2 separate regions of the Homo sapiens genome follow, and region 1 is linked to region 2. Evidence: chromatin loops called from intact Hi-C (ENCODE). Cell type or tissue: heart right ventricle. All regions are shown on one strand. Links, peaks and the distances in the headings refer to the core of each region. The heading gives the core; the rest is flanking DNA.

The links. Hi-C counts contacts between places; a loop is a spot of excess contacts. Peaks named below come from ENCODE experiments on the same cell type or tissue, not always from the same donor. Only the 100,000 strongest peaks of a DNase experiment are listed, where the experiment ranks them.
Region 1: it touches region 2 in a loop (4-fold over the local background); 1 of 110 quality-filtered maps calls a loop at or near these places.

What each region holds. Positions count from the first base shown.
Region 1 is chr9:123,799,486-123,815,328 of GRCh38, forward strand. The region is part of intron 2 of DENND1A (DENN domain containing 1A); the gene reads right to left. Among named protein-coding and RNA genes, the nearest start is that of DENND1A, 120 kb to the right of the region's middle. In heart right ventricle, for the core only: no CTCF peak of the experiment used is centred there; no DNase peak of the experiment used is centred there.
Region 2 is chr9:123,734,299-123,750,141 of GRCh38, forward strand. The region is part of intron 5 of DENND1A (DENN domain containing 1A); the gene reads right to left. Among named protein-coding and RNA genes, the nearest start is that of DENND1A, 190 kb to the right of the region's middle. RefSeq lists enhancers at 5,323-5,372, 15,638-15,767. In heart right ventricle, for the core only: no CTCF peak of the experiment used is centred there; DNase peaks (open chromatin) are centred at 7,813 and 8,330; H3K27ac peaks cover 1,266 bases.

The DNA of each region.
Region 1 (15,843 bases), core at 4,419-6,918, 63 kb after region 2:
GATACTAGGAGTTAATCAGCACAGGGGCATCTGGCCTTGTCCTAAGGGGGCAGAAAAAGGTTCCACGAAGAAGTAGTAGAGCCAGGGGTAGAGTCCAGGACTAGATCAGGGCTCATCCCATAACACGGCACGCCCACTTCTGAAGCATATACAATATAGTGAATAGGTCTGTTATGAGGCCAAGTTCCATGTCTTACTTAACTTTGTCTCCTACAAAATGTCTTAACTGTTATAAATACCGAACAAATATTTGGAGTGTAATAGAATTAATAGAACAAAATGAACTCATTAAACACCCTGTGTCTCCAAGTGGATAAAAGGCCAATTTCCAAATATCCAAATGAAAACAAGCCTTTGAATGCTACAGACTTCCTAAAGATCACACTGACATGTCGTAAGCACACAATAAATATTAGTTGTTGTTATATTATTAACCCCAATGGAGAAATAAGCAAGCACTATAAATTCAATGACTACAGATGTATAGGTGTGCCTCAAATTGGAAATACATGTGTTCCTGAAATAAACTTTTATAAACCCAATTAAAATTTTCCCATTGCCTTCTACTGCTTACTTAGAAACACTATAACTTTATCAGAAACTGATTTTCTCTACATTGTCAGTAGTTCCAAAATCTTTAAGCTACAGTTTATTCGCCTCCTGGCATCTGTTTTGCTAATGATCTGTAAACATCAAATACACAAGGGACTCCCCCAGATTTACAGAAACCCTGAGGTGAATCTGTATAAATTGAAGGACCCTTCTGCTAATTCCTTTGCTTTCTAAGTTTGCATACTGGGTTTCAGGAAGAGTCCCACTAAACATTTTTGCAGTAACAATTATAATACTACCAGCTACCTCTTAGGTATACCATTGCCATAGGTGGCTTAATTTTTATCCTATTTCATCAAAATGACTCTTCCAGGTAAGTAGAAGCTCTCTATTTAATAAATAAGAAGAGTGAGGCTCACAATGAACAAATTCAGAGTTAAGTAACAGAGCTGGGATTCAGCCTGAATCCATCAGGCCCCAAAGAATCCAACACTGGCTTTTCTTTTTGGCTTTATTTATTTACATCCTCCTGTTGATCTGTCTTCTAGTCATTACTGTGACTCAACAATAAGAATACATCTGGACAAATAACTACAACATGTTTTCATGAAACAGGCCTTAGCGGATTATGAATGACAGCTTTCCAATTTCTTTATTTATAGTCCTCTGCCAAGTTCAGGATATAAATAAAATGACTCCAAAGTAACTGGCACTCTATTCAACTAGTAAATACAATATTTAAAAGATGAATTCATATTAAAAACTTAGAATAATTTTGAAGGCTAGAGTTATCCTTATCTCATCTATGAAAAAAAATTGCTAAACAAATAGAGTAAATAAAAACACAGAGAAAATGTCTTCCTACTTAAGAAAACATGTTCTCATCGTGTGTTCTAAACCACAATGAGAACCCCAATGCTGGAGTTCCCATTCATACAGGAGAGACAATGCGGACATCTCTGCAGGGGAAGCACATGCCCATCAAACAGAGCCTTCCTTATACCAAAATCCTGTCTTCCCCACTCCACCCTGCTTCCAGGGAACAAGCCACTGCTGCCTAGCCCTTATCTGTACCATTAGAGAAGCAGTGCCTATGTCCTTTGAGACTTTTGTTGTTGTAGTAAAATATACATACAATTTACTATTTTGACCATCTTTAAGTACCATGTTGTGACATTGAGTACATTCACATTGTTGTGCCACAATCACCACTATCCATCTCCAGAAATTTCTCATCTTCCCCAACTGAAACCTTGAACCCATTAAACACCAACTCTTCATTATCTCCTTCTCCCAGCCCCTGGCAACCACCAATCTACTTTCTGTCTCTATGAATTTGAATAGTCTAGTTACATGATATAAGTGGAATCACTTAGCATGATGTCTTCAGGGTTCATTCATGATGTCGCATGTGTCACAATTCCCTTCCTTTTCACAGATGAGTAACATTCCATTGTATGTAGATACCACATTGCTTATTATTCCATCAATGGACATATGGGTTATTTCCACCTTTTGGCTATTGTGAATAATGCTGCTATGAACATGCATGTGCAAATGTCTATTCAGGTCCCTGCTTTCACTTCTTTTGCATATATATCCACAAGTCAAATTACTGGATCATATAATAATTCTACATTAATTTTTTGAGGACCTTTACCATTTTTAATGTTTTAAGAACTTTATGTAGTAAAGCTATCCTAACAGCCTACAATCCTTAGTGCAGACATTAAGACCAACCCAGCCAATTTCATATCTGTGTCTTAAATATAAATCCCTAAACCTGGCCAGCTTAATCATTTAACTTTCCCACAAAACTTGACATGCTCTATTCACCTTTCTCATCTTCCCACTATCCAAATCTTTCAAAAGATGCACTTAGGCATCACTCATAAATGTGACCAATTGTATATTCTTACATGAATTAACAGTCAATCATACCAACACTTTTTAAAAATTCAAAAGACAAAGAACTATGTCTTCCATCAAAAGTACACTGAATTTTTAATGAGGTTGCCACAGGAACAGCAAAACTGGCACACTCACGTCTATGGCTCCCCAACTCACAAAACTAACTTGCTTTTGGCACTCCTGGTCAGCCAGAAGCAAAACTTGCAACCTCTTCTAAGCTCCCTTTACATCCTTACCTTCTTACTGCAACCGAATGCTCACTTCCTCTGGGGTCCTTTCAAGAGTTGGATGTTTCTTCCCTACCTCTCCGCCCACTGGCCTGGAGGTGGGATAGATGGCCTCTGTTCATTAGAGCCACTTACAGGCCATTCACCTTCCTTACTCTCCAAAACCCTAGATTTTAACCTCTGGTCACCAGACCATGCCCTCCTCCCTACCACACCAACACCACCACCACCATTCTGCTTTGTTGTCACCTACTAATTCCAGGGTTATTCCTCATCCTTGACTCTTGGGGATCATACTGCATTGCCACTCACTCTAACACCACTCCCACAACAATCTCACCCTCTACTCCTACGGTCACACCCTAAACTCTACCACTACCAATAATTGAAATCCCCTTAGTAATTGCAAATTTCAAGCATCTCAGTCTCCAACCATGATCCACCTTCTCTCTTTCCATTCAACCCCTGTAGCACTCTTCCTTCTTCTATTCCACAGGGGCATATACTCTATCCATCTTTTCACTACTGCCTTTTTTTTTTTTTTGACACAGAGTTTCACGCTTGTTGCCCAGGCTGGAGTTCAATGGCGCGATCTCGGCTCACCGCAACCTTCGCCTCCCGGGTTCAAGCGATTCTCCTGCCTCAGCCTCCCAAGTAGCTGGGATTACAGGCAGGCACCACCACACCCAGCTAATTTTGTACTTTTAGTAGAGTCGGGGTTTCTCTGTGTTGGTCAGGCTGGTCTCTAACTCCCAACCTCAGGTGATCTGCCCTCCTCAGCCTCCCAAAGTGCTGGGATTATAGGCGTGAGCCACCACACTCAGCCCTTTTCACTGCCTTTGATCCACCTCAGGTCTACATGATTCTCCTTACATAGCTTAAATTCTATTGTTATAACTGTTCCTTTATACACATTCTCATCTGCCTTGTGCCTCTTTGTCATCCTCTCTTGGCAAACTCCAGTCATTGTTAAATCCAACTACCCGCCTGCACCCATATAGCTAACAGGGGGTCCATTTTCATAGCTGTTTCATGTATACTTGGAAACTCCTGACACCTTATAGTTTAAGGTATGTGGCTGGACAAAAACACACAGCTATGCCGATTAATCTCACCTTAAATCTGTGGTTAGTAACTGTAAGTGAGCTTTAATGCAACTCAGTAATTATAACACATTTTCCTTCATTCATTCACTTTCTTTTTCTCTCTCTCCTTGGTGACTATTTTATACTTTCTTCTCTTCCCTCAAATCTTCTCCAACCTCAATTGCCACTGATTCCCTTACTGGCCACTTCCCTGAGAAAACAGAGGAATCAGAAGAGAACTCCCACAAGCCCCACCACCACCTCTATTCTCCCACCACCTCTGCCCCACAGACTCTGCCTTCGTCTTATTACGTGACCCTTGCAAAGGTCCTTTGTCCACTTGTGAAAGAGGACTCCATCCCCTCTTGCCAACTCAGACAGAGCTCCACCAATCCTCCTGTTTTATTCATTTTACCTCTCTATAGGATCTTTCCCATCAGCATAGAAACATGCTGTTATTTCTACAGATATTTCTTAAAAGGTCAAGCCCACTTTCCAACAGCTACCACCCCATTTCTCTCCTTTTCTTTGTAGCTATATTCTTTGAAACAGTGTCTATACCCACAGTCACCACTTTGTCGCCTCCTACTCTCTTGGACCCATGACAACCAAGCTTTCACCTCACCGCTTCTCTGAAACTACTCACATACCAACAGCCACACCAATGACCTTCTTTTACTGCTAACATCAATTATCAATCTTTAGTCTTGATCTACAAGCACAATTTCACACCCATGATTGCTTCTTCCTTGATACAGTTTGGCTGTGTCCCCAACCAAATCTCATCTTGAATTGTAACTCCCGCAATTCCCACATGTTATGGGAGGAACCCGTGGAAGGTGATTGAATTATAAGGGTGGGTCTTTCCTGCAATGTTCTCGTGATAGTGAATGAGTCTCATGAGATCTGATGGTTTTAAAAATGGGAATTTCCATGCACAAGCTCTGTCTTTGCCTGCTGCCATCCATGTAATACGTGACTTGTTCCTCCTTGCCTTCTACCATGATTGTGAGGCCTCCCCAGGCATGTGGAACTGTAAGTCTCATTAAACCTCTTTCTTTTATAAATTGCCCAGTCTCGGGTATGTCTTTATAGCAGCATGAAAATGGACCAATACACTCCTGGAGTCACTTTCTTTCTTCAGGCGGCTTCCAAAGCATCCCACTCTCCTGCCTCACTGGCTTCTGCAGGCTCCTTGCTGATCTCTCCCTATTGAAGAGCTCCAGAACTCAGTCCTTGGACTTGACTTTCTTTCCTTTGCTGGTCCTCTTTCAGTCCCATCACTTCAAATATGCACTATCAATTTTAAATTTATTTCTCCAGCTCCTATCTCTTCCAATTCTAGACTCATTTATCTAACTGTCTACTCAACATCTCCACTTGACGTCTCAAATTTAACATATCCAAAATGGAACTCCTGATCTTTCTCTCACATCCCAGAGCCAATGTATCAGCCACTCCTGCCAACTAAATCTTCAAAATATATTCAAATTCTGACCATTTCACTCTATCTCCACCACTAACACCCTGATTTAAGCCACCATCATTTTCCACCTGGATTAACTACCAATAGCTTCCTAACAGGTTTTCCTGCTTCTGGTTCCAATTTCCTGTAGTCTGTTCTCAAATAGCATCTAGAGGAATCCTGTAAAACTCAATACAGGGCCTCCTCTACAACGTCCTCCCTTCACCAGCATACCTCTGCACTCACTTCCTAACTCTCCTCTCCTAACTTTGTTCCCGCCTTGCTGGTCTGCTTGCTGCTTCTCAAACATGCATGCCATGCTTCCACTTCATGGCTTATACCCACACAATTCACTCTGTCTGATAAAATATCAAGGAATAAGGCATGTGCTATCAGATTTTATTCACAAGGTAGTTTCCCAATGTGGCCTTCCCTAATCACCTTATTTAAATTTATAATTTTCCTATCCCCACCATTCCTCATTCCATTTTCCTGGGTTATGTTTCTCTTTAGTGCATTTCACCATGCAACATATTATATACAGGTAGAGTAGCTTCTCTTTTTCAAAATGCTTGGGACTAGAAGTGTTTTTTCAGATTTTGTAATATTTCATATACATAATGAGATATCTTGAGGATGGGCCCCAAGTCTAAATGCAAAATTTATATTTCATATATACCATATACACATAGCCTGAAGGTAATTTATACAATTTTTTTTTTTTTTGAGACAGAGTCTCACTCTGTCACCCAAGATGGACTGTAATGGCATGATCTCAGCTCACTGCAACTTCTGCCTCCTGGGTTCAAGCGATTATCCTGCCTTAGCCTCCCGAGTAGTTGGGATTACAGGCGCCTGCCACCATGCCCAGCTAATTTTTGAATTATTATTAGAGTCGGGGTTTCATCGTGTTGGCCAGGCTGGTCTCAAACTCCTGACCTCAAGTGACCTGCCCACCTTGACCTCCGAAAGCACTGGGATTACAGGTGGGAGCCACTGCACCATCCTATATATTATTTTAATAATTTTGTGCATTAAACAAAGTTTGTACAATTAACCATCAGAAAGCAAAGATGTCACTGTCTTAGCCACCCATGTGGACAATCTGTGGTTTGGCATCACCATCATTCCCAACTGTGAATTTATATGCTACCAATAAGCAATTATTTTCTTGTACCTATTTACATATAAGTACCTAACAGTAAAAAATATGACATACTGGTTTTGGGGGGTTGTTTTTTGTTTTCAGATGGAGTCTCGCTCTATCACCCAGGCTGGAGTGCAGTGGCACTATCTCTCCTCACTGCAACCTCCACCTTCCAGGTTCAAGTGATTCTCCTGCCTCAGCCTCCCAAGTAGCTGGGATTACAAGCACCCGCCACCATGCCTGGCTAATTTTTGTATTTTCAGTAGAGATGGGGTTTTGCCATGTTGGGCAGGCTGGTCTTGAACTCCTGACCTCAAGGGATCCACCCGCCTCAGCCTCCCAAAGTGCTGGGATTATGGCCACCATGCCCGGCCAACATACTGTTTGTTTGTTGTTTTATTGAGACAGAGTCTCGCTCTGTCACCGAGGCTGGAGTGCAGTGGCGTGATCTTGGCTCACCGCAACCTCTGCCTCCTGGGTTCAAGCGATTCTCCCGCCTCAGCCTCCCCGAGTAGTTGGGATTACAGGTGCCCGCCACTACGCCCAGCTAATATTTGCATTTTTAGTAGAGACGGGGTTTCACCACATTGGCCAGGTTGGTCTCGAACTCCTGACCTCAGGTGATCTGCCCGCCTCGGTCTCCCAAAGTGCTGGGATTACAGGTGTGAGCCACCGTGCCCAGCCCTGACATACTGTTAATAGAGTGAAAAAATAACATGTTCAGAGTAACTTGTGACATCACATCAGCACTCAGGAAGTTTTGGATTTTGGAGCATTTTGGATTTTCAGATTAGGAATGCTTAACCTGTACTTATTATCTGTTTTCCCCTCCTAAATTATACACTTTATAAAGGCAAGGATCTTCGCTTATTTTGTTCACTACTGTATCCCCAGCGCCTGGAAAAAGGCCTAGCATATAAATACTGAATGAAAAAAAGAAGGAATGAAGGAATAAAGGGAGTAATACCCTTTCTTCTCAAATACCTCTTTTGGCAACATGTACCAAAAGCATTATCAATGTCCTCACTCTATACCCTAGTAATTCCAAACCTTAAAATCTATCTGAAGGAAATAGTCTGAAATGTAGGTACTTTTTAAAAATTTTTTCAAGCATCATTGCAAAAATTGAAAGAGTGTTAATAAGTTCAAGTGATGCAATATTTACATCACCATAACATGTGGAAATACATCATTGCATTATGAAGAATTAACTCAAAATACAAAGATTTATCATACTGTAATAGCAGTTATCATTTTTTAATGTTCTAAATCCAGACTAAAATTTAACTCATCAAAATATCTAGCCATGAGTGAGTTGTAGGATTATTGGTGATTTTTTTTGGCCTTATATTCTGAATTTTCTATATTTTTAATAAGATTCATAATTTTTTAAATGAACTTTGCAAATAAATATGTTCCTGGGAAATTAGATTTACATTACAACAGTTTATAATGTCCCCATCTGCCTCTTCCAGGAATCCATCCCTGACTACGTCAGCCCACATTTGACTGGTCTCCTCCCTAAGCTTCTGTAATATTCGCTACTTTGGCAGCATAATAAATGACTAAGCACCTGATTATGCACCTAATCATTTCTCGTCTTCGACTGTTAATTCTTTCATTTAAGTACTTGTCTCCCCAGTAAGTAAAATAAGCCACTCCAATGACCAGAACCCATGTCTCCTTACCATCTGTGCTCTTGCCACAGATAAAGGCACCACAGACTTCAAGCACAGTGCACAGCACAGAGTAGGCTGCCTTCCATACATGTTTGCTGAATTGAATTCTATCTGAATTGCCCTTATTAAATTTCCTGGGATAGATTAATTCAGGGGCACTCCAGCCAACTCTCCTTCAACAGACTTCATGGAATGCCTATTCTGTGTCACACACTGTGATAAGCATAGTCCATGTCATGCCACTTAAGCTTCACAACTCTGTAACTCTACAAGGTAAGTGTTGCTATCCCCAGAAGATCAGGAGAGATGAAATTCCTGGCTCATAATCACACCAATGGTAAATGCAAAAGCTAAGATTCAAACTCAGATTTAACTTTAAAACCTATATTCTTGGCCGGGCACAGTAGCTCACACCTGCAAGCCCAGCACTTTGGGAGGCCAAGGCAGGAGGATCCCTTGAGGTCAGGAGTTCGAGACCAGCCTGCCCAACATGGTGAAACCACGTCTCTACTAAAAATACAAAAATTAGCCGGGTGTGGTGGTGGGCACCTGTAATCCCAACTACTCAGGAGGCTGAGGCAGGAGAATTGCTTGAACTCGGGGGTCAGAGGTTGCAGTGAGCTGAGATCATGCCATTGTACCCCAGCCTAGGTGACAAGAGCAAAACTCCGTCTCCAACAAAAAACAAACCAAAAAAAACACCAAAAAACCTATCATCTTAATCATTATGCTTACATGGCAGAGGTTATCAGCCTTTAGCATGCATCAAAGTCACCTGATGGGCTTGATCAGTTTCTGTTTCAGTAAGTCTAAAATAGTATCCAATAATTTGCTTTTTTTTTTTTTTTTAAGACAGTCTCACTCTGTCACCCAAGCTGCAATGCAGTGGCAGGATCACAGTTCACTGCAGCCTCAAACTCCTGGGCTCAAATGATCCTCCCGCCTCAGCCTCCCAAGTAGCTGGACCTACAGGCAAACGCCACTATGCCTGACTAATATTTGTATTTTTTTGTAGAGGCAGGGTTTTGCCATGTTGCCCAGGCTGGTCTCAAACACCTGAGATCAAGCAATCCCCCTGCCTAATTTTCATTTCTAAGTTCCCAGGTGATGTTGACGCCCCTGGTCTGGGGGACTACACTTTGAGAATTACTGTTATACAGACTTGATAAAAAAACTAGCAACAGGAATCCACTCATCAAAGTTCCTTAGAAAAGGTGAGACATCTTCAACTCCATCCTTCTAGTCTCAGCTCAGGTTCTATAATACTTCCCAGTGAAAGCTCTCAAGCCAACAACCCCACACTGGCAGGTTCAGTGCCCGTCCTATGTGTTAACCCTAAGCATTCTGCAGACTGGCTCACTCTATCTCTCTCACAACATTCTGTGGGCCCTCCAGTATCACAGAAGCTGGAAAGCTACAAACTATTTTCCAAAAAGCCCCTGCAACTAAGATCCTGGGTATGATTTAGGTTCTGCCAGTCAGATCCACCTAGTGAGACCTGAAAGCTCAGGGATGTGGGGAGACAGGAGGCAACAGGAGGAACCCATTTTTCTGATACAAACCTAGAAGGAACGGCACGATGGTTTCTATTATCTTCAGCTGGACCATGACTGATGCACTGCCCCCTGCATGTTCCTCCGAGTACTTATTTATCTTCCTATCTGCTATGCCTAGAACAATATTAGACTCATAGCACACAATCATTTTTAGTAAGCTTTCAGAAAATCACAATAGCCATTATAATATTTAAAAGATTTGGCATGAATCTTAAAATGTTGGACTGGAAATCAGCAGACCTAGATTCTGCCACTATCTGATCTTAAATACATCTCTAAACCTGAATTCTCTCACATATAAACTAAAAATGTTTACTGAGTTTTTTTGACTCTAAAATTCTATCATTCTATGATCTAAAAGCCTGAGACAACTCATTGCTTTGGTAAAACATCAATGCCTATAAGTATCCTATAAAGGAAAATGGCCCTGAGGAAAAGTACTTCTTTCTGGTTTTCTGTGTGGCTAACCACTCTGTAGAATTAACAAGCCTCTCACAAAAGAAAGAAAACAATTATTAAAGATTTTTCAATGGAGAAAAATTCTAAATTTAAGCAGCAGTGGCTACTTAAATGTCATTCTATTTATGCCTTCTTGCTCTGTCACCCAGGCTGTAGTGCAGTGGCATGATCTCGGATCACTGCAACCTCCACCCCCTGAGTTCCAGCAATTCTCGCGCCTCAGCCTCCAGAGTAGCTGGGATTACAGGCATGCACCACCCTGCCCAGCTAATTTCTGTATTTTTACTAGAGACAGGGTTTCACCACGTCGGCCAGGCTGGTCTCGAACTCCTGAACTTGATCAAGTGATCCGCCTACCTCAGCCTCCCAAAGTGCTGGGATTTAGGCAGGAGCCACCGGTCTGGTCAACAATGAGAATTTTAAAGGCTCCTTTTGTCCTGTCTGCCTGACTTTGCTTCATGATTTTCGCTTCATTATCTGGAGGGGTTTCCTCCCTCTTGCTATTAATGTAAAATCTGCATTTCTGTAAAGACCTCCTTTTTGAGGACCAGTAAAACCTATATGGAATAACAAAGATTACTGGCCTGGGGTAATTCTATCTTAAAAGATCTCTCCTCCTCAATTTGCATTTCCTCCATCATCTCATGTTTTGGCCTCATGGTGTTGGCCATCATGTCTCTCTTTCATGTCGCAAGGCAACTCTTTTCTGGGTGGAACTCCTCAGGCTGTCTCTTGCGCCTGAACTCTGCATCCATGCTGACTGACAGGTGAGATGCCAGGGCTTGAGAAGCAGAGCACACAGGAAATGTGCAGTATTGGGGAAGGCAGGTACACAAACAAAGTTTTTAAAAAGAGAAAGAAAAGGCCAGGAATGGTGGCTCACACCTGTAATCCCAGCATTTTGGGAGGCCGAGGAGGGAGGATCACTTGAGCTCAAGAGATCGAGACCAGCCTGAGCAACATGGTGAAAACCATGTCTCTACAAAAAAAAAAAAAAAAAAAACAAACATACTAACGAAAGCTGATAAACTAAAGGAAAAAAAAAACTATTAATATTTTAAGAAAGTTTACAAATTTGTGTTAAGCCACATTGAAAGCCATCCTGGGCCACATACAGCCCCAGGCCATGGGTTGGACAAACTTGATCTAGAATTACCTAGGAAGCCAACATTTCAATTTGAACTTAAATCCCTTTTTTTTTTTTTTTTTGAGATGAAGTCTCGCTCTTGTCACCCAGGCTGGAGTGCAGTGGTGCAATCTTGGCTCACTGCAACCTCTGCCTCCCGGGTTCAAGTGATTCTCCTGCCTCAGCCTCCTGAGTAGCTAGAATTACAGGCACCTACCACCACGCCCGGCTAATTTTTGTACATTTAGTAGAGACAGGGTTTCACCATGTTGGCCAGGCTGGTCTTGATCCCCTGACCTCAGGTGATGCACCCACCTCGGCCTCCCAAAGTGCCGGGATTACAGGTGTGAGCCACCACGCCCGGCCAAATCCCTGAACCTTTTCATCCATCTTGCTTGAAGCCTGGACTAGACCCTGTTATGCATTCAATCTGCTCTCTTCTACTCACAGCCTCCAAAGTTGAACACATTTCTCAAAATGATGGAATGCCAGATCCACCACTTTACCATCTTGAAAGATGCCAAAAAAGGGATGCAAATAGGTGCTCAAGTTTTATAATCTTATAACTCATGTCATTTTTCCCCATAAGACTGGCAAAGGTTAGAAGTGTGGGAAACATCTGGAGACTGAAGGATCTGGGGAAATAAGCAGTCTCCTATAATTGATAACTAAGAGTATGGCTGGATGGAAAGTAATTTGGTACAATTTTCTGCAGCACAAATAGAATGAATTTTAAATTTCCATGCCTTATAATCCACCAATTTCACTTACAAGAAAGCATCCACGGCTGGGCATGGTGGCTCATGCCTGTAATCCCAGCACTTTGGGAGGCTGAGGCGGGCAGATCACAAGGTCAGGAGATCAAGACCATTGTGGCTAACATGGTGAAACCCCGTCTCTACTAAACATACAAAAAATTAGCCAGGCGTGGTGGTGGGCGCCTGTAGTCCTAGCTACTTGGGAGGCTGAGGCAGGAGAACGGCGTGAACCTGGAAGGCGGAGCTTGCAGTGAGCGGAGATCGCACCACTGCATTCCAGCCAGGGCGACAGAGCAAGACTCCAACTCAAAAATAAAAATAAAAAAGGTTTGTGGGTTTGCCTCTTTGCCAAACATCCATCAATATATTTTTAAAATAAAGTGATTTAGAACTATAAATGACATGGAAAGTTGCCCTTTTTAATAATTTGTAATTGGACCTCTGAAATACAGTGATGTGTCACTTAACAATGAGAATGCACCCTGAGAAATGCATCATTAGGCAATGTTGTCATTATGTGAATATCATAGAGTGTACTTAACAAGCTTAGAATGATACAGTCTACTACACATCTACACTATATGGTATAGCTAAAGCACCACCTTCCACCCCTTATCCCATTATCCTCCTCCTTCCCTTTCCAGAAGTAACCATTTTTTAAGGTTGGCATGCAGTCTTTCCATCCATACTGTTGTACGTTTAATATATATAAATGCACCCATGATAAAATAGAGTTGTTTTGTATTTTTAACATTTATATATCTGATATTTTGCAGATAGTACTTTTAGCCTGTTTTTCTAATTCAAAATTATGTTTTTGAGAATTACTCATGTTGCTTCAAGCAGATTGGATCCATTCCTTTTAATTGCTATAAAATTCTTCTATTCAGCTATATAATTCTTTATTCTATATTAATAAGTCACAATTTATCCATTTTTTCCCTGTTGATGATCATTTAGGTTTTAAGGATTTTTCAGTTACAAAAAAAAAAAGATGCTATGAACATTCTTGATATGACACTTTGTACACAAATGAGAATTTCACTGCAATATACAGTGAGTGGAATGAGTGGTTGCTAGAACGTGAGCACCTTCCACTTCACTAGATATTATCAAAGCACATAAGAGTTTTTGCCCTTCCACATTCTTATTAATACTGGTACTGGTTGATTTTTGACATTTTCTGCCACTCTCATGTATAAAATACTCTCTTAGGATTTTAATTTATATTTCCTTCATTTTAGTGATAGAATCATAATCTTTTTAAATGACTCTTAACTACTTGGATTTATTATTTTATTATTTCATCTAATATTTTTTGCCTATCTAAAAAATTTCTTTCTTTCGAGTACCTTATGTATTCTGGATCCTAAGCCTTGTAAAAATTTTCAATCTAATAATTGTCTTTTTATTTTGTTAATAGTTCTTTTTTGCCATACCAAAGTTTCAGATTTTAGTGTACTCAAATCAAGAGTCAAGTCTTTTTCAACATGGTTTGTGATGTTTCTTTGTGGTTTTTGGAAAGGGTCTCACTCTATCTTCCAGGCTGGAGGGCAGTGGCATGATCATGGCTCACTGCAGCCTTGACCTCCAGACTCAAGGGATCCTCCCACCTCAGCCTCTCCAGTAGCTGGGACCACAGGCGCACACCACCACAGGCACCTGTGGTCTCAGCTAATTTTTTGGTTTTCTGTAGAGACAGGGATCTCACTATGTTGTCCAGGCTGGTCTCGAACTCCTGAACTCAAGCAATCTTCCTGTCTCAGCCTCCCAATATGTGGGATTACAGGTGTGAGCCACTGTATCTGGCTTTGTTTGTGCTTTTTTACATCTTAGTCAAGAAATCCTTTCGTAAGACTTCTAAAAATATTTTCACATTTTCTATGAACTTCTGCTTTTTAATGTACATCTTTAATCTACTTGTAATTTATTTTTATCAAGGCTGTGAGTAGGACTTTTTTTTTTTCCAAAGGACCAGTAAATTCTCTCTCAAATAGAGGAATTGCCTGGTGATAACCTTTTTATTTCTAATTCCTAAGGGCAGCTGGCAAAGCCCTTCTCATCTAAAAAAAAAAATTAGGGAAAAGGTGTACTATTTAATACTTAAATATGACAAGTCATAACTAATGACATTTGGTAGGACAGAACATACCAGAATATACTGAGTCGGCTTTACTTAGACCCGAAAAAAAAGATCTGCGTTCACAATTATCCAAAGAAAAGCACAAAGAATCCAAACAGATACTGGATTGTCTAATAAGTAAAAAAAATTAGGCAAAAGTAAAACAGACATTTCTACCAGCTTTTTTAATACTCATAAGATACCAAGTTTTAAGAGAGTTTCGTGCAGACTCACAAACAAACTTTTTACCTAGCCCTCAAAATTCACAATCTCACATCAGTTTTCCACTCCTTTCCAAAACTTAGATTTAGAAAAGGGCCACTTAGGAAGACGCTTATCTCAATAGTTACAGCATTAAGAAGAGAAATGCCTAACTGATACTACTGCAATCATCACTAAATTTGATTGTGATATTCTTGCATAAGCTAACCAAAATTATTTTACTGATATAAATCCTGTATAACTACTTACAGATTTTTACATAATGTTACATTTACCATAATTTACATAATGTAACTAGTATCAACCAGCTAAATTTGAATTCTTTGTTCTCTTGAAAAAGAACACCATTTTAAGTTAATAATATGTTTCTGAATATGACACTGTAAGGTATTCTTAAGAGGGTATGTAACACGGACATTAATAATTTACCAAATAAATTCATTGTGATCAATTCTATTATAAAAATTCACAGGAACTCTTAATAAAAGCAAATGTTAATTTAATATTTTTACCCCTTCTTCATCCAGCCATCTATTGGAACCTAACTTATTGAGAATATCATTTTTAACAGCATTTCTTTGCAAATGTTATACTGCAGCTGCTGTATAATTATCTTTCAGGCTGCAAATTTTCAGCATTGTACATGTTTTATAGCATATTTTATATATACTTAAAAACAAACTCAATGGTCAAGTAAACAAAAAAGGTACTCTTTGGTTCAAAAAATTCATTAAGCATAATAAATTCAATTAGACACAGTATGAGGTTTTCCTCAAAGCCATACAATAATAATACAAGTATTGTATTGTTCAAATATTCTCATTGTTATATAGGTTGTCACATTTCACTTTTAATAGGAACTGACTCAAAGAGACCTTGGAACAAAAGTATCCTAACCAAGTAGCAGTTCTCAAAGTGTCATGCTAAAAAAACATTACTCTCCAATTCACACAATCCAAACAATCAAATCAGAGAACAACCACTTCTTTATTAATGGAAAAATGCACTCTAGTTTCCTGTGTCCAAGTGACGCTACCTAAAAAATACTTAAACAAGGAAAGCTAAAGATGCAATCATTGGAATAGCATCAATATTAATAAAATGTTTTTACAACTGATAATTAGATATTATTCATTGAATGATAGTTTTGAGAGTTTAACAATAATTCCAATGTTTGCTGAAAGCAAATGAAATTAAAGGAATTCCTAATGCTGACAATCTTCTTCATTAAAATATAAAACTAAAAACAATTCAGCCTACAAAGACAAAATCTCACTAGAAAAGAAAGCGATGTGGTTAGGCGGGAAATTAAATCTTACTCAAACTGTGGGTGGAAATAAAACAGTACCTTCATAATAAAGATATCACAAACAGCTGTATTCTTTACAGTTATTTGCTCAAGATATAATTTGCTCTCCTGCAGTGTCAGATGCTAATGCAACTGAATTTATACAATCTAAGCACTGTCTACAGATGCACCTTTTGTTTTTAAATCAGCAGGAACCACTGACCAGCAGACGAAATATTCCTAACT
Region 2 (15,843 bases), core at 6,798-9,297:
AATTGCCTGTTTAAAATACACAGATGACTACTCATTTACATAATAATTTAACTTTCTTTATCAGAGTTCAATATTGCAACTAATTGTTTAATTATATGTCTGCCTTCAGATCCTGGGCCATGTGAAAGTGGGGAAAGTGCATGTCTCGGGGATCACTGCATCCTCAGTGTCTGCAGTGGAGTATAGGACACCTACAGACACCAAATAACAATACACGTTTCCTTAGCCTAAGTCAAATAAGGCACCAAGTTTGGGATGGGGGCAAGACAAAAGAATGGGAGGAACATGGACTTCAGAGTCAAACAGAGCTAGGTTCAAATACTGACAATATCAGCTAATAATGATTCTCTAAGGTTCCTTTTCCTCTTCTGTAAGACGAGGATAATTCTTCCTCTGCGGGACTGCTGTGAAGAGTGGAGGAGAGAATGCACGTGAATGTTCAGGGCACTTGGTTCTAGACATATGATGGGTGTGTATTACAGCAAGTTTCTGCCTCATCCTCTCACATGAGCACATCCCAAGAGAGGGCTTGGGAAAATAATTTTTTTTATTTTTTAAAAAAAGCCGTGTTAGCTTTCAAGTTGTCACTAGGTAAAACTTGTGTAGGAACCAGTTACTACTACCAGGCAGCATCATACGTTATGATTTGATCCTCGCTACAATCCTCCAAGGACTTATGATTGCTCTCATTACGTAGATGGAGAAGGAGAAGCCAGAAAAGTTGGAGATGCTCATGGAGATGTTGCTGGGAAAAGAGGAGATGGGATTTGAACCTTCTGAGTTTATATTCTAAGCTTTTCTCCCCCCAAGAAAATCAAGGAAGATATCAAAGGGCACATCTATCTAAAGGCTCAGTGAACTTCCCAATATTAACCAGGTGATAAAAATTAAAATACCCCTATTTCCACTATGACCATTTCTAGATGTTCTAAACCAGCTCATCCAGGAAGGAACGAGTTCATGGAGTCCCCACTATATATCAGACACTCTGCTGAATAATTTGTACACTCTCTCTCTCTCGCAACCCTTTGAGGTGAGTCCTTATCTCTGAATGTCAAAGATGACAAAAATAAGTTGCAAGATGTTAGGTAAGAAGATCATAAGTGGGCAAGAGCTGGTAAGCAAATGCAAACCCCTCTGACTCCACAGCTCACACTCTCTGCACTCACTTGCAGAGACTTCCCGATGCTCCCATGATCTCTGAAGTCCTAGTCAAAAAAGCCAGCATCATGATTTCCTCAGGTCGTCCGTGACACATACCACACTCAGTATTTGCCTGATATTCTAGAAATTGTCCTCTCATGAGTAACAAAACAGTAAGTGGTGAGATGTTTCCTTTTTTAAAAGTTTTTATTGTTAATCAAGAATTCTGAATTCCCAAAACAACAGTCACCTTTTAGAAAAAAATACTGAAGCTTGGCTGGGCGTGGTGGCTCACACCTATAATCCCAGCACTTTGGGAGGCCAAGATGGGTGGATCACTTGAAGTCAGGAGTTCAAGACCAGCCTGGCCAACATGGTGAAACCCTGTCTCTTCCAAAAATACAAAAATTAGCCGGGCATGATGGTGTACACCTGTAGTCCCAGCTACTCGGGAGGCTGTGGTGGGAGAATTGCTTGAACCTGGGAGGCAGAGGTTGCAGTGAGCCGAGATTGTGCCACTGCCACTGCACTCCATCCTGGGTGACAGAGTAAGGCCCTGTCTCCAAAAAAAGAAAAAAGAAAAATCACTGAAGCTAGCTAGTTAGACTGCACCTTCTCTACCAATGTACTCATAGCTGGATAAGTAGTTCTAATGAGAACTAAAAATCCTTATAGTAACTATACACACCAATAGCAGTTTTGTCTTTATCAAGGCTAAAGGTACAAATAAACAAAAGAAGGTCTTCAAGTCAGTGTATGAGAACACATGACCTGTAAGAGCTATGTTGTAAGCTCAGAAGGGCTAATGTTATCATTTCCATTTTCTGGAAGGAGAGAAGCCCAGAATCATACCCAAAGTCAGAGTCCAACAGGCTCCGGGCGGAGTCTAGATTGAGGGTCTCTCTGCCAACTTAGTGGTTCTTTCCTTACTACATCAGAATTCCAGGCCAGGTCATGCTATGATGTCACAAGGAAAAAGTCCCTTGCCCTGTGTCTTAGCTTCCTCAGGAGAGCTGTTAGGGAAGGTAAGAGAACAGCATAGAGTCACTGTTCCTATATTTTAAGGAATAAATGAGGCCTCATATTTAATGTCCTATCTAAAAGTGATGACAATGCTGATAATAAGATACAATTACATTTTTTTTAGAAATACTGCCATGCATTAGCAAGACTGCACTAAAACTTCTGTAATCCCTCTGATCATGCATCTCAAACACATTCATGGGAATAAGAAAACAATTGTCAAAAAAATGAATTATGGCAATAAAGCCCTAATGAGCTCATTGGAATTTAATAACATTATTTTGATTTGAATTTTTTTGAATCACAGAATATCTCAGTCTTAAGGGACACTGACAACCCTCATTTTTCAGATGAGGTAGATACAGGTCAGACGTCTTGCCCAATGTCACTGGGCCTATTGGCAGTACATACAGGACTTGAATCCAGGTCCTAAAACTACTCATCTTTCTGCTATCCTACACTGATGCCAATGAAGATTACCTTAATGGACTAACTACCAATGCTGTGAGGTTACTGATCTAGAAGTTATAAAATGTCAATATAATTTATTCGGTATTTTTTAAGACAAAAATTCCATTGAAGTCAATGAGGTGAGCTAATGGAGAATAGGAGTTAATCCTGCCTGGGTTAAAATTATTATTGTGCTAGGTTAGAATTAATATTGGCATCTCATATGGAATATATTTAAAATGTTTAATTTAACCTTTAATTCAACTCAGTTTTGGTTGTTGTTGTTGTACTTGTTTAAGAGACAGGGTCTCACTCTGTCGCCCACACTGGAGTGCAGTGGTGCAATCATAGCTCACTGCATCCTTGAACTCCTGGGGCTCAAGCAATCTTCCTTCCTCAGCCTCCCAAGTAGCTGGAACTACAGGTGTGCACTACCATGCCTGGCTAATTTTTTGTAAACATGGGGTCTCATTATGTTGCTCAGGCTGTTCTCGAACTCCTGGGTTCAGGTAATCCTCCTGCCTTGACCTCCCAAAGCACTAGGATTACAGATGTGAGCCACCACACCCAGCCTGAACTCAGTTTTTAAAGGGCAACCCACTATACAACTGAGTAGTCCAAATTAAATTTACTGAGAAAGCTTAGTTGTGTTTGGAAAAAACGTAGCAGAAGCTAAGATTTTTGTACACATTCCTCGATCTTTAAAAGAGTATTATGTGGCAAAAGTACTCCCCGCTCCTCCCATCCCCAAAATGAAATTTCAAAATCCACTCTTTCCAGGGGTCTTAGCAGCCATCAGCAGCACTTCAAAGGGGGTAGACAAGAGACAGGTATAAATCATAAGCAATGCTCATCTTTCAAAATATTTTGAAAACAATACTGTTAAAACAAAGACACCTGAATTCCAAGATAATTAATCCCCTCAAATGTGAGTAAATGGACTGCCATTTGGGAGCTGTTATTGAAGTTTTGCCACTTACATTCTAAGCCATTTTCTAACCCCAAAATACTGATATCCTTCTGGGAAATTTATATGAGAAAATTCTTTCAAACACCATTTAAAAGAGCCCACTAGTTTGACAGTCTTAGCTGAGAAAACTTCCTAGAAGAGTAAGAAATTGAAATAAGAGAAACGCTATCCTGAATGTAAAGCACTGAACATGTTAACATCTATCAAGGGACTCATAACCAGTATTTGTTAAAGAGGATTTTAAGATAATAGCTAAAATGAAATTAAATGTAAAACATATTTAAACTAATATGTTTGTTCGTTGCATACACAAAATGTCAAAAACAGTCATTAAATACAGCTTATGACTCTAAACAATTGTTTGTGGATTCTCCTTTTACAAAATAAAAACCTGAAGATAAATAATCATCACAAGGCTGCACACTGCTGACATCTGGGCCAGATTACATCAAACATTGCCTTCCTGTTCAACACAGCACAAGAGAATAAAAAAATTTTTCCCAATTTAAACTTGTCCCTAGAGCCATAAAGAATGAAAAACTGCCGTGTCAACAGCTTCTGTGTGTGTGTGTGTGTGTGTGTGTGTGTGTGTGTGTGTAGTGATGTTTTTGTTTGTTTGCTTTTCATTTTTTATTTTATGCATTTTCAATACATCTACATACTTTTCTCTTCCCTCTTTCACCATTCATTGGCTATGTAAAGCTCCAAAAGCTGGCACTCTGATGGAACAAGCCTCATATCCTAAAGTGCTGAAAGAATTGGCTACTGGTATGAAACCATTTCAAGGATACCAGCAACTTTTGTTAAGGCTATTGTTTTATAGTTAAATGCCATTCAGAGCAACTTGAACTGGACCTGTCTACTATCAAAGAGAGTAATTCACTGGGTTGCCTGGGATTTGGCTGGCAGGCCATCCTAATATTTATCTGGGGACAACTTTCACCTTTGGCTAGAAAATACTAACACAGAGCTTGAAATTGAGCAAAGTAAGAAAAGTAAATACTATGGAAAAGAATTGGGATTTGATGTGGCTATTACTCAAACGATGGAACCTGCAACATTTTGCAATAACTTGTTCACAAGCATGCATATGTACATATACACAAAAAAGGAGCTAAAAACCTTTCGTGTGGCTTTTAGATAGAATGTCACATTCCAGCCTTCATAGGGATCTAGAATTTTTTTTCAAAAATAAAATCTGAAGGACATAATCATTGTTCTCCATACTCTCAAGAAATCTGTTCAACCACTCTGATTTCAGGGTTGCTTTTCATTAGCAAAAGTTAGGAAGAGGAGGATTTGTGGAGTTTTCAGGGCTGACTTATGAGTTTCAAATAATTACCTTATAGACACTGGAGCAGGCAGTGCAGTGAGAGGGTATTAATAAGGCCTCGCACAAAAAGTGTGCAGAAAGACAGAGAGGGAAAATAACAAGCAGACCCCGGGCTTTCTTCCTAAGTTTCCAGAGTCCTGATTTTCTTATTAAAAATAAGTGTTAAAATATTTATCTTTCCTAACCTCTACAACTAACTTTGTATTCTGAATAAAGATAACTTTCAGTTATAAACAAAACTAAGAGAGAAAGTCAGATTTTAGAGCACCTGGGAGTGATGAATTGAGAAAAGAAATGCGGTAACCAACAGAAAAATCTCAGTCCAGCTTAGATATGACTTGCAGCTGAAAGTTATCTCAGGTTTTCAGGTCCTACTCTTCTAAGATGATGAACTCATACTATCTTTTAATGAGAGGCTCATATCTGCCTTTGATGTGTGAAAGACACTCCCAGCTGGAGGAGAGTACAAGAAAGATCTAAAATATTTGCTTCAGCTGCAAAGAACTATTAATGAAAGTTTAGAAAATGAGGTAGCATTAGGGGGAAAATCTTTAGAAAAAAAGATGACATACTCTCATCTTATGAAATCTTAAGGGAATATATTCCAGTAAAATAAAATCTGACAAAAAAGTTCTTCCCTCTTCTACACACCAGAGTTCTTCATCCTTTTCCAGAGTGTGTTCTTAATTCCCTGGTACATAGGAGAAAAAAAAAAAAAAAGGCTTCATATAATTTGCTATTCACACAAAACACCAAGGGTTAGAGTCACATAATGTACACAGAGGTTATAAGACCACATGGATGTATCAGCTTACATTGGGGAGAGTTTTAGAATTAATTCTTACAAAACCACCTTTAAGTGTGTTTAAGAAGGGGAGCACTTACAGTGCAATCTTGCGCAACATGTTTACCTATGTAACAACCCTGCATGTCCTGTGCATATGCCCCTCTACGTAAAAGTTGGAAATAAAAAAAAAATCCTGTGCAAAACAGAACTTAAGTTCAGATAATTCTCCACAATTCTCTATGCTGCTTAATGTTCTGAGATTATCTTTTTGTCAAAAAAGCAGCAAAAATAGAAATCTGGTTTTCTTAATAACCTGTCTAAATATATTTTCTAACTATCTAATCTACTCTCAGTATAGAGCACAGGTACAGAAGATAAGCATTAAACAACTCCCATAGGCTATTATAAATCTCCCATTTAGAGTCTGGGACACTTTCAATTACTCTTAGCTGGTCTACCCAGTAACTACTTTCCCTGAATGAGCAAGGAGATCTGTAGAGGTAGCAAAGTCTTTGAGACCTTTTCTTATTATTCCCTTTGATAGAGAGCAGGAGAAAAAGCATATGTGGAAAAACATATGAAATTCCTTCTTAGAAAAAAAAAATTCTCTGTTGCTAACTCCTAAATTAGGTATCTTATATAACATATTTACACATATGTTAACAACTTTACAAAGTAGGCCTCATTATCTTTCTTTTACAGATGTGGGAAACAAGGATCAGATGAGACAGGTTATATGATTTGTCACATGGCTCGTAAGTCAGAATTTGAATCTAGGTCTCAATCTACAAGCTGTGCTTTAGAATGTTAGGTAATTAAACATGATGGCATCACCTACTTTCTGCGGAAGAAATAAATGTTCTAAGGTAAAGAAAGATGCTGAGGAAGGGAAAGTGAGAGAGAGAGAGAGAGAGAGAGAGAGAGAGAGAGAGAGAGAGTATGGACAGGCAAGTACCAGGACTAGGAAATAGTTATTTCAGCAACTTTTATTCATTCAATAAGTACTTATGTAGAATCTACTAGGGGTCAGCTACTCTCAAGGGTTCTCTCAATGGCATCTAAATTCTTGTACCCTCTCAAGGAAATTATATAATTTCTTCTTTCAAAGTTTCCATATTCCTAGGCCAATGTGACATTCCTTTTTTCTCCTCACACATGCCTGGCTGAAATCATGCCAAACCTCAGCAACTTTTAAAAGTGATAAGTCTGCTAGAGTATTTATGTTAAAAACAATTTCAACGGCATACCTGGAAATAAATATTCTACTCCAACAACCAAAATTTTACAAGTGATTAAAGTGGAAAGAGATATGAACGGATATGATCGGATATCTCAGAATGACAATCCATAACTAAGCTAGCTTCCCTACCCACCATCAATGTCAACAATGTCAAAGGAAACTCTGTAAGCAGAATAACTACTTCCTCTTTTTAGCCTGATCCATTTATCCATTTTTCAAAATTTCAGGTATTTCAGACAATGTAGTCTTTTGGATTAAAGACAAGAACTAAGGAAAATATTAATTTCTAACTCAGTTACTATGCTGGTTTACAGAGGCAGCATCATAATTGTTTAAGGCCCTTCCTTAGGGTTCTTTTGATAGGAAAGGAGAAGAAATTGCTTAACTTCCTCATTGCTCAGTCTCCTCAATGAGTAAAATAGACAGATATCCTGGTTATCCCTTCACCTTGATATGAAACTAAACTTTGTTAAATAAAGCTCCAGAGTGAGTGGGTGCTGAGTGTCATTCAACAAATGATAATTCCCCAATCCGAGTTTCAAGTTCTCATTTTATATTTGAGCAACATAGCACAACGCTGACAAAAAGAGGATTAAATCAAGGATTCTGAGCAGAGAGGGGAAAGGCCATGATCATTCCTATCAAAAAAGAAAGGGCAGTTATTTTCTCTTTTCTTTCCTTTAAAAAGAAAGTACTGAGGGATAATTCTGATGTGTCTATTCCAGCAGAACATTTGAAAGACGTGTCCAATTCAGGCCAGAGCGTTGCTCTCAGAGCGAAGGGTATCACCATGCTCTAGAGTTCAGTCTCCTCTGCACATACATAAACACAAGTGCATAGCGCCCCAACGCTGTTTGTCCCCTCGGCCTCACAGCTCTGCCAGTTGGCAAACCCAAGCCAGGAAGTTGTCAATTCCAATTGCGTTTAGGCCATGTAGTCCTATTAAAGAAGGCCTGCTGGTTAAGGGGCGTCCTCTGTTTCCAAAGCATGGGAAAAAAAAAAAAAAGGCTATGCTTAGATTGGAGCTGGCAACTTTCACTGACTAGAGTTTTCAAGGAGCTATGAATGAGTTTAACAAAGGAGGTCTGTGGCTAGTTTCTGGCTGAAGTCCATGTCAACAGTTTTTAAGGTCACAGGCCACACTAACTAACATTTATTCCCAGCAGACCCTGTTCTAAACACAAGCTGTAAGTAGTACAAATTTGGAATTTTTCTGTAATCCCTTGAGATATTCCTGATCCTTCCACATGTTTCTGCTCAATTAAAAACAATTCTCACTTTGCACCACAAGAGAGGCCATGCTCAGCAATCTCAGTTCATCCTTAGGGTAGACGAACAAAAACCTGGCAAATCAAAGGGCTTGAGTGGGGAAGGGAAGGAATTCAGCTGGATCACACTGAAAAGTGCAGACAGCTCCCCAGGGGCTCAGTTTGTGAAAGCATAAAACAGGTTATGACAGAGATCCTGAGGCCATAAAAAGCAGGTTTGAGACACACATTGGGAATAGGTTCCTAGTCATTTTACAGAAATAAGATAAAAATTTCTGAGAAAATTAACAGGTCAACTAGGTGAGTAGAGAATGGTGATAATGCATAGGACAGATGCTAAATATCCCACTTGGAAATTAATACTAACATTTCTCAATTAAGAGGAACTCCTTTAACATCTCTGAAATCAAAATGCATTTTGGGAACAAACTAAAAATTTAACACAGTCATTTCTCCCCCTGAAAAAATATTTTTACATCAATGGTGCAGTGTATAACTAATGGTATTTTTAAGTCTTGGCAGACAACATGGGAATAACTGCCTTGGACTGAGTACCAAAGATGTGCTATGCACTGTGCGTGGTATGTCCATTAAAAAAAAATCTCTCCTGAGCGAGGCATGGTGGCTCACACCTGTAATCCCAGCACTTTGGGAGGTTGAGACAGGCAGATCACTTGAGGTCAGGAGTTCAAGGTCAGCCTGGCCAACATGACAAAACCCTGTCTCTACTAAAAATAAATTAGCTGGATATGGTGTCGTGCACCTGTAATCCCAGCTACTTGGGAGGCTGAGGTGGGAGAATCACTTGAACTCAGGAGGCAGAGGCTGCAGTGAGCCGAGATCGTGCCACTGCACTCCAGCCTGAGCGATGGAGTAAGACTCAGTCCCAAAAGATAAATAAATAAATAAATAAATAAATAATAAAAATAAAAACATAGGCCGGGCGCGGTGGCTCACTCCTGTAATCCCAGCACTTTGGGAGGCTGGGGTGGGTGCATCACCTGAGGTCAGGGGTTTGAGACCAGCCTGACCAATATGGTGAAACCCTGTCTCTACTAAAACTACAAAACTTAGCTGAGCATGGTCGTGGGTGCCTGTAAGCTCAGCTACTTGGGAGGCTGAGGCAGGAGAATCACTTGAACCTGGAAGGCAGAGGTTGCAGTGAGCTGAGACCACGCAATTGCACTTCAACCTGGGCAACAAAAGTGAAACTGCATCTCAAAAAAAAAATAAAAAATAAAAAAATTTAAATTTAAATTAAAAATATATATACCTCGTAATCTTTAAGGCTACCATGAGATGTACTTTCTGTTTTACAGTTAAGGAAACAGGCTCAGAAAGGTGACATGACATGTTTTGGCCTTAGATCTAGTAAGGGGTAGAATCAAAATTTGAACACAGTTCTGATTTCAGAGCGTAAGTCCGTTTCACAAACTTAGTGGGGAAACACACATTAGAGTATCAGTTACTATTTTGGTAGCTAAAGTACTGCCGTTTGTGGCATTCTATATTTGAAATCATGAGATAGATATATGAAGGTGGTTATAATTTTTCCAAACTAAAAAATATGTAAATTATTGTGCAGTGAATATTTGGATTGGGCTTGATAGAACAGCCAGGATAACTACTTCATTAAAGAGAATTAAAAACACCCATGATAACATTACTTAACTATTCTCATTAATACTTTGGGATCCGATCCCCCACGTCATTTTTTTCTACATACTTTTTACAAAATGGAGATCACATCACATATAAAAATTTGTCTCTTGCTTTTCTTCTATAAGTACTGGATATTTTCCATGTCATCAAATAATCACCAAAACCAATTTTAATGGCTACATGGTATCTAATTAAATTTAACTATCCTCTATTTCTAGGCCTTAAAATTGTTTCTAACTTTTCACTCTATATGCTAAATGTCCTTGTCCATATATCCGTACTTATATTTCTGAGTTTTTCATAAAACAGATTCCCCAAAGTGGAAAAAATGTTAAAGGTTTTGAATATATATTGCCAATTGTTTTCCAAGAATGTTGGACCATTTTACAACCTGATCAACAGTGTGTAAGTGCCTACCTCATTACCAAGTGTCATCTGCAAGCTAGCATAACCTAGGCTCATGTACACTTTGTCACATGTATGCCCACATACATCTCACCTATGACAATTGGTCTACCTTTCAATATCTACTATACTATGTGATGTGGTGAGATGTCCACGACCACCTTACCAATATTCTTTACTTATATTAGCTCTTTTTTTTTTTTTTTTTTTTTTGACACAGAGTCTTGCTCCTATTGCCCAGGCTGGAGTGCAATGGTGCAATCTCAGCTCACTGCAACCTCCGCCTCCCAGGTTCAAGCAATTCTTCTGCCTCAGTCTCCCGAGTAGCTGGGATTACAGGCGCACACCACCATGCCCAGCTAATTTTTGTATTTTTAGGAGAGACAGGGTTTCACCATGTTGGCCAGGCTGGTCTCGAATTCCCGACCTCAGGTGATCGACCCGCCTCGGCCTCCCAAAGTGCAGGGATTACAGGCGTGAGCCACCGTGCCTGGCCTACTTATATTATCTCTAATCCTCACCAAAAAAATAGATATGAGGAAATTAAGGCTCAGACAGAGTAAATGGAGTAATCAGAAGCTCATTTCCAAATCAGGAGGACTGGAATGCAGGCCCTACTCTGACACTAGACCACACTCTTATGCCATGCCACCGTGTAACTCATTTTACCTTTCAGATAATGATCAACTTTCTCTCACAACTCCAGGGACTGCCTCTTTCTCTAGCAACACCTCTGCAAACGATGAGACCAGATTAATGTTTGGAGAAGTAAATAAGGGCAATAATACCTAGATCTCATGGGCTTTGAGAAAAGTGAAGTGTATGCTGGCGAGTCTTCTTTAAAAAGCAAGGAGCTAGTGGCAGCAGTGTGGTGCATGGAATGCTCATGCACAGCTTGCAGAAGCAGAAAATGGTGAAACCACTGAAGGAAACAATTTGGCATTATCTCAATAAAGTTGATTGAGCTTAATAGAATAAAATTGCCCAATTTGGCATTTATCCCAATGAAGTCAACGATATACATGTCCTATGACACAACTATTCAACTCCTTAGGTACATACAGTACACAGAAGTTAAGTCTATGTGCACCAGTATAGCTCTTCAAGAATGTTCATAAAAGTCACACGCTAGAAACAGTCCAAATGGCCACCTACAGTTACATGCATAAACAACTCAACCCCTTTATCTCTACAATGGAGATAATTTCATAAGATTGCTATAAAAATAAATGAAAATTACATAAACCAGCTGTGGTATATCATCATACAACACAGAACACTAGATAGCAAAGAAGACAGACTATAACCATAAGCAACAGCATGGGTGAATCTCAAGGTTAAGCAAAAGAAGTAAGACTGAAAATAACAATTCTAAATTGCATAATGCAACTCACAGAGTTCAAAACCAAACAAAGCTATACTATACTATTTAGGGATGTATACATAGGTGAAAAAATTAATATCAGGGTGCTAGTAATTTCTGAACTTCAATGGTGATTACATGGGTATTTGCTGTATATTTATGTTTACTTATGTGTGTATAATGTGTATATGTACATTTGACGCCCTTTTCTGTTTGCAGGTTATATTTCACAATTTACAAAAGGGAAAAACACAGGGTTGTGATCAAACATTTACACAATAGATATAGCATACAGGGACTTTATCAAGTATTTACTGTTTTATTTAATCTTTAGAACAATATTCTGCATTAGTATTGTCCACAATTTGCCACTGAAATAACTGAGACAAAAACCAAATGACAGCCAAGTAAAAATATTTTTATTATAAATCCATGTTTTAAAAAGATTGAAAAAAAATCAAAGTATAGCACCAATGTTTGTTTCATTACAACACAAAAACAGTTTGAATATCCCTTATCCAAAACATATGGGACCAGAAATGTTTCAGATTTTAGATTTGTTTGGATTTTGGAATATTTGCAGAATATATACCAGTTGAGCACCGCTAATTTGGAAATCCAAAATGCTCCGATGGACATTTCATTTGAGCATCATGTTGGTGCTCAAAAAGCTTTTAGAGCATTTTGAATTTTGGATGTTCAGATTAGGGATACTTGAGTACACTAAATCTGAGGAACGCACAAGTTCATGGGAGTCCTTGAAAGTTAAACTGTCCCTTCAAACAAAAAGACCTAGAATTGCAATCTCTGGAGAATGTTAACAAAGAGTACAATGAAAAGATATTTATAAAAGTTTTGTTTTCAGTGGTCACGGGACAACAGTTATCTTTACTCAATAAGGATAATCAATATTGGCTATATTTTTCATATACTAATAAAAAAGAAAAAGCACAAATTAAATTTTCTCCAAAGTTGGTATCCAAAATTACAAAATTTACAAAAGTGACAGTAAAAATCCTAGCTCAGCAGAAAACAGTATACTAGCAAACATACATTCTTTAGAGTCTGTTTTGGCTTGGGGTTGTTTTTGTTTGCAGTGTTTTTTTGTTTTTTAACCACTTAAAAACTTGTTTTCTGATGGGACCAGAATTTTAAAATTAAAAACTTAAAATAAAAAAAAAATCAGTCAGTCATCCCAAGGAGCTTAGACAACAAACTGCAGGACACTGAATTTCACCCAACTTCTTCTCCCACCACACTCTTAAATCGGTTTTTAAAAAATGTAAAATTTTTCAAGTCAAGCATTTTTGCTGTATTTTGGGTCCATTAATTCACATAAAGAGGTAGTTAAAATACCAGACTGCATAAATGAACAATAGGACAATTAACCTCACATGCAAAACTCCACCACTTTACTTCAAAGGCATCTGAAATAGAATGGATTAGAAACCATAAATGATGCCTCTCAGAATTAATTCTGTAATAAATATTGCTTTGTATTATAGATAAGGGATTTAAAATCTCTATGTGGTAGTTTAAGACTTGTGGATTGAGCTAAAGCACAACAATTGCCCTTGGTTTTGCATAAGATCACTGGTAGATTCAAGTCCATGAGTAGAAAATAAAAACCTACTTAATTTCCACTGCATACTACAATATATAGAATTTAATTTTCTCCACAATGTTTAAAAATTCCATAAGTTTACGTAAAGTTTTAAGATACATGTAATTTGCTTTCACTTAGAATGCAATATATTCTAATTTCAAAATTATACTGCTATCTAACTTCAAAAGAGTTCCCTTAATGTTACAATTTGCATTTTACAACTCATGCTAATAAAATTACTTACTCTGAAGATGTAAATATACAAAATAAAATACGGAAACGTAAACTCAACACATTATTTGCCACTTGATTTTAACCAAGACTTTTGATACTATTTCCATACTCTTCTGTTCATTGTTTCAGAAGCTAGTAACTATTCTTCATTGTCAAGAATCAGGTAATAGCTCACATGTTAAGATAAAAAAAAAAGTTGAGTGTTTCTTTTAAAAAAATACCAAGTAGTTAGCTGAATGACAACATTATAGCAAATGCATTTTTAAAAAGAAGATAAGCCTTAGCAAGAAATATTCTTTCACATTACTAAGAGCTTCTTTCCTTGTATTATAAATCAATCTCACACAAATAAATTATGTAGTTAAAAACACTCTCAGGAAAGAATATTTAATGACATGTAAAGATGGTTACAATTTAATAAGTGAAAAAGCTAGATACAAAGTTATACCTACAGCACCATCCCAATTCAGGGAAGGAAACACCCTTAGTCATTATCAGCATGGTGGGATGAGAGATTTCTTTTCTTTTCTGCAGTTTTCTAAATTTCTCTAATGAGAAAGTGTATCTTTATAATCTTAAAAAATAACATCCTAAAAATAAGTGGCTCATAATTGATTGCTAGAATTGTAGAGTCTTCAAACTTCTTCAAACTTCAATCATGGTACTACGATTTTTCTGTAAAGAAGTACCTATTATTGCAGTCTTATGGGGCCTCTCCATGATGGAGAGAATGTTAGGCTTCCTACTGCTTCTAAAACTGATCCCTGAAAGGGCCAGACAACTTAAATTCAGACTCCTGTATTCACAAATCCATCTTGCTCTTAAGAGTGTAGCTTAGAAGCAAAGGGCAATTTTAGGAGTGAGGTGTATTTTGAGCCATTTTCTTTTCTACCTCCCACCCAGTGAAAAGCAAAGATCAGGCTCAGATAAATGCCTTCTGCTTATTGCTGTTGAAGGAAAGTGGCTGGCTTGCAGGGAGGTCCAAGAAAAATTGTTGACACTCAAACTCAATCAAAAAGCACCGAGGAGCCTCTCCTGTAGAATGCTTTTTCATCTCCCAAAAAGGGTCCCTCATGTCGAATTCTGAGATCCTTTCAAAAGACAGGCTCTATTTCACTGGTTTTCCATTCAAACATACCTTGCATCGGATTTAAACAGAACTGATCATCTTGTTCACTCTATAATCACATAGTTGGATTATTCACATTGCTCATAATGATGCTAACCAAAAGGGAATGTGACTCCTTGACACTAACCAGGGGCTACTGAGTCTTGAAAAAACATTAGTTCCAGCTGGCCTTGGGCTCATTCTCCTGAGTTGGAAGAATCATTGCCATATCACGGGCAAAACCCTGGGTTGGAGGTCAGAAGACTGTCATTCACCAGCCAAAGAGCTTGGAACAAAAATCTTCCTGTCTCATTCATGTTTCATTTTCATCATTTATAAGATGAGGGTGAGCTGTAGAACATTATTTCTGAAAGCTCTTTAAGCTCACCTCTGAGTTCATTCTGCAAGGGCAAACTACCCATTATGTCTTTTTAAACTAAGTATATACATATAGAAAGAGAGGACAAATAACCTTTTGAAAGCAGTAAAAGTTGCTTTGGTGGCAGGAAGACAGAATTTGCAGTTGAGAGTATAAATTTTGGGTTGGATTTTAGCTTCCAAACCAGATTCCTTAACTTTCTCCTTGAGATCTTGGGCAAGTCACTGTATCTCTCTCAGTCTCAATCCCTTTATCTCTACAATGGAGATAATTTCATAAGATTGCTATAAAAATAAATGAAAATTACATAAACCAGCTGGCATATTAAATAAATGCTGATAAATGTTAATTCCTGCCTTCCACTCCAAATCCTCTGTAGTGAGTTATCCAGAGTTAGTCTATCCATGTTCAAAATGATGAAGTAACATGAGCCATCAGCAGCAGTCACTAGAGGTAGCAAGATGATTGAAGAATGCGGGGGTGGGTAGAGAGCAAAAAACAAGGCAGAACTACACTCCTGGAGTTCTTGAGGTGGTTTCACTTCCTGCCCTGTACTAAGCTTCATGAGGATTAATGACAAGGAAGTGTTCTGTTTCCAAAACAGAGAAAGTATCACATCTCTTGTAAGGTTTAGAATTCACTCCGTCTCAAAAATAAAAAATCCCTTTTAGCCAAAGTCTTAGAGTTACAAATACCCTACAACCCTAGGGTCAGGTTGCTTGAGGGAAGGCTGTGCCAGGCTGGTGTCCTCTGAAAAGAATCAGGAGGAGAAAGGGAGCTTCCTCCTGCAGTGGACAGCCTGAGGCTGGCTGCTTGTTCCAGCCCCCATGGCCACTGCAGAAGACACACCTGTCCTTCCAACTGCGCAGCTT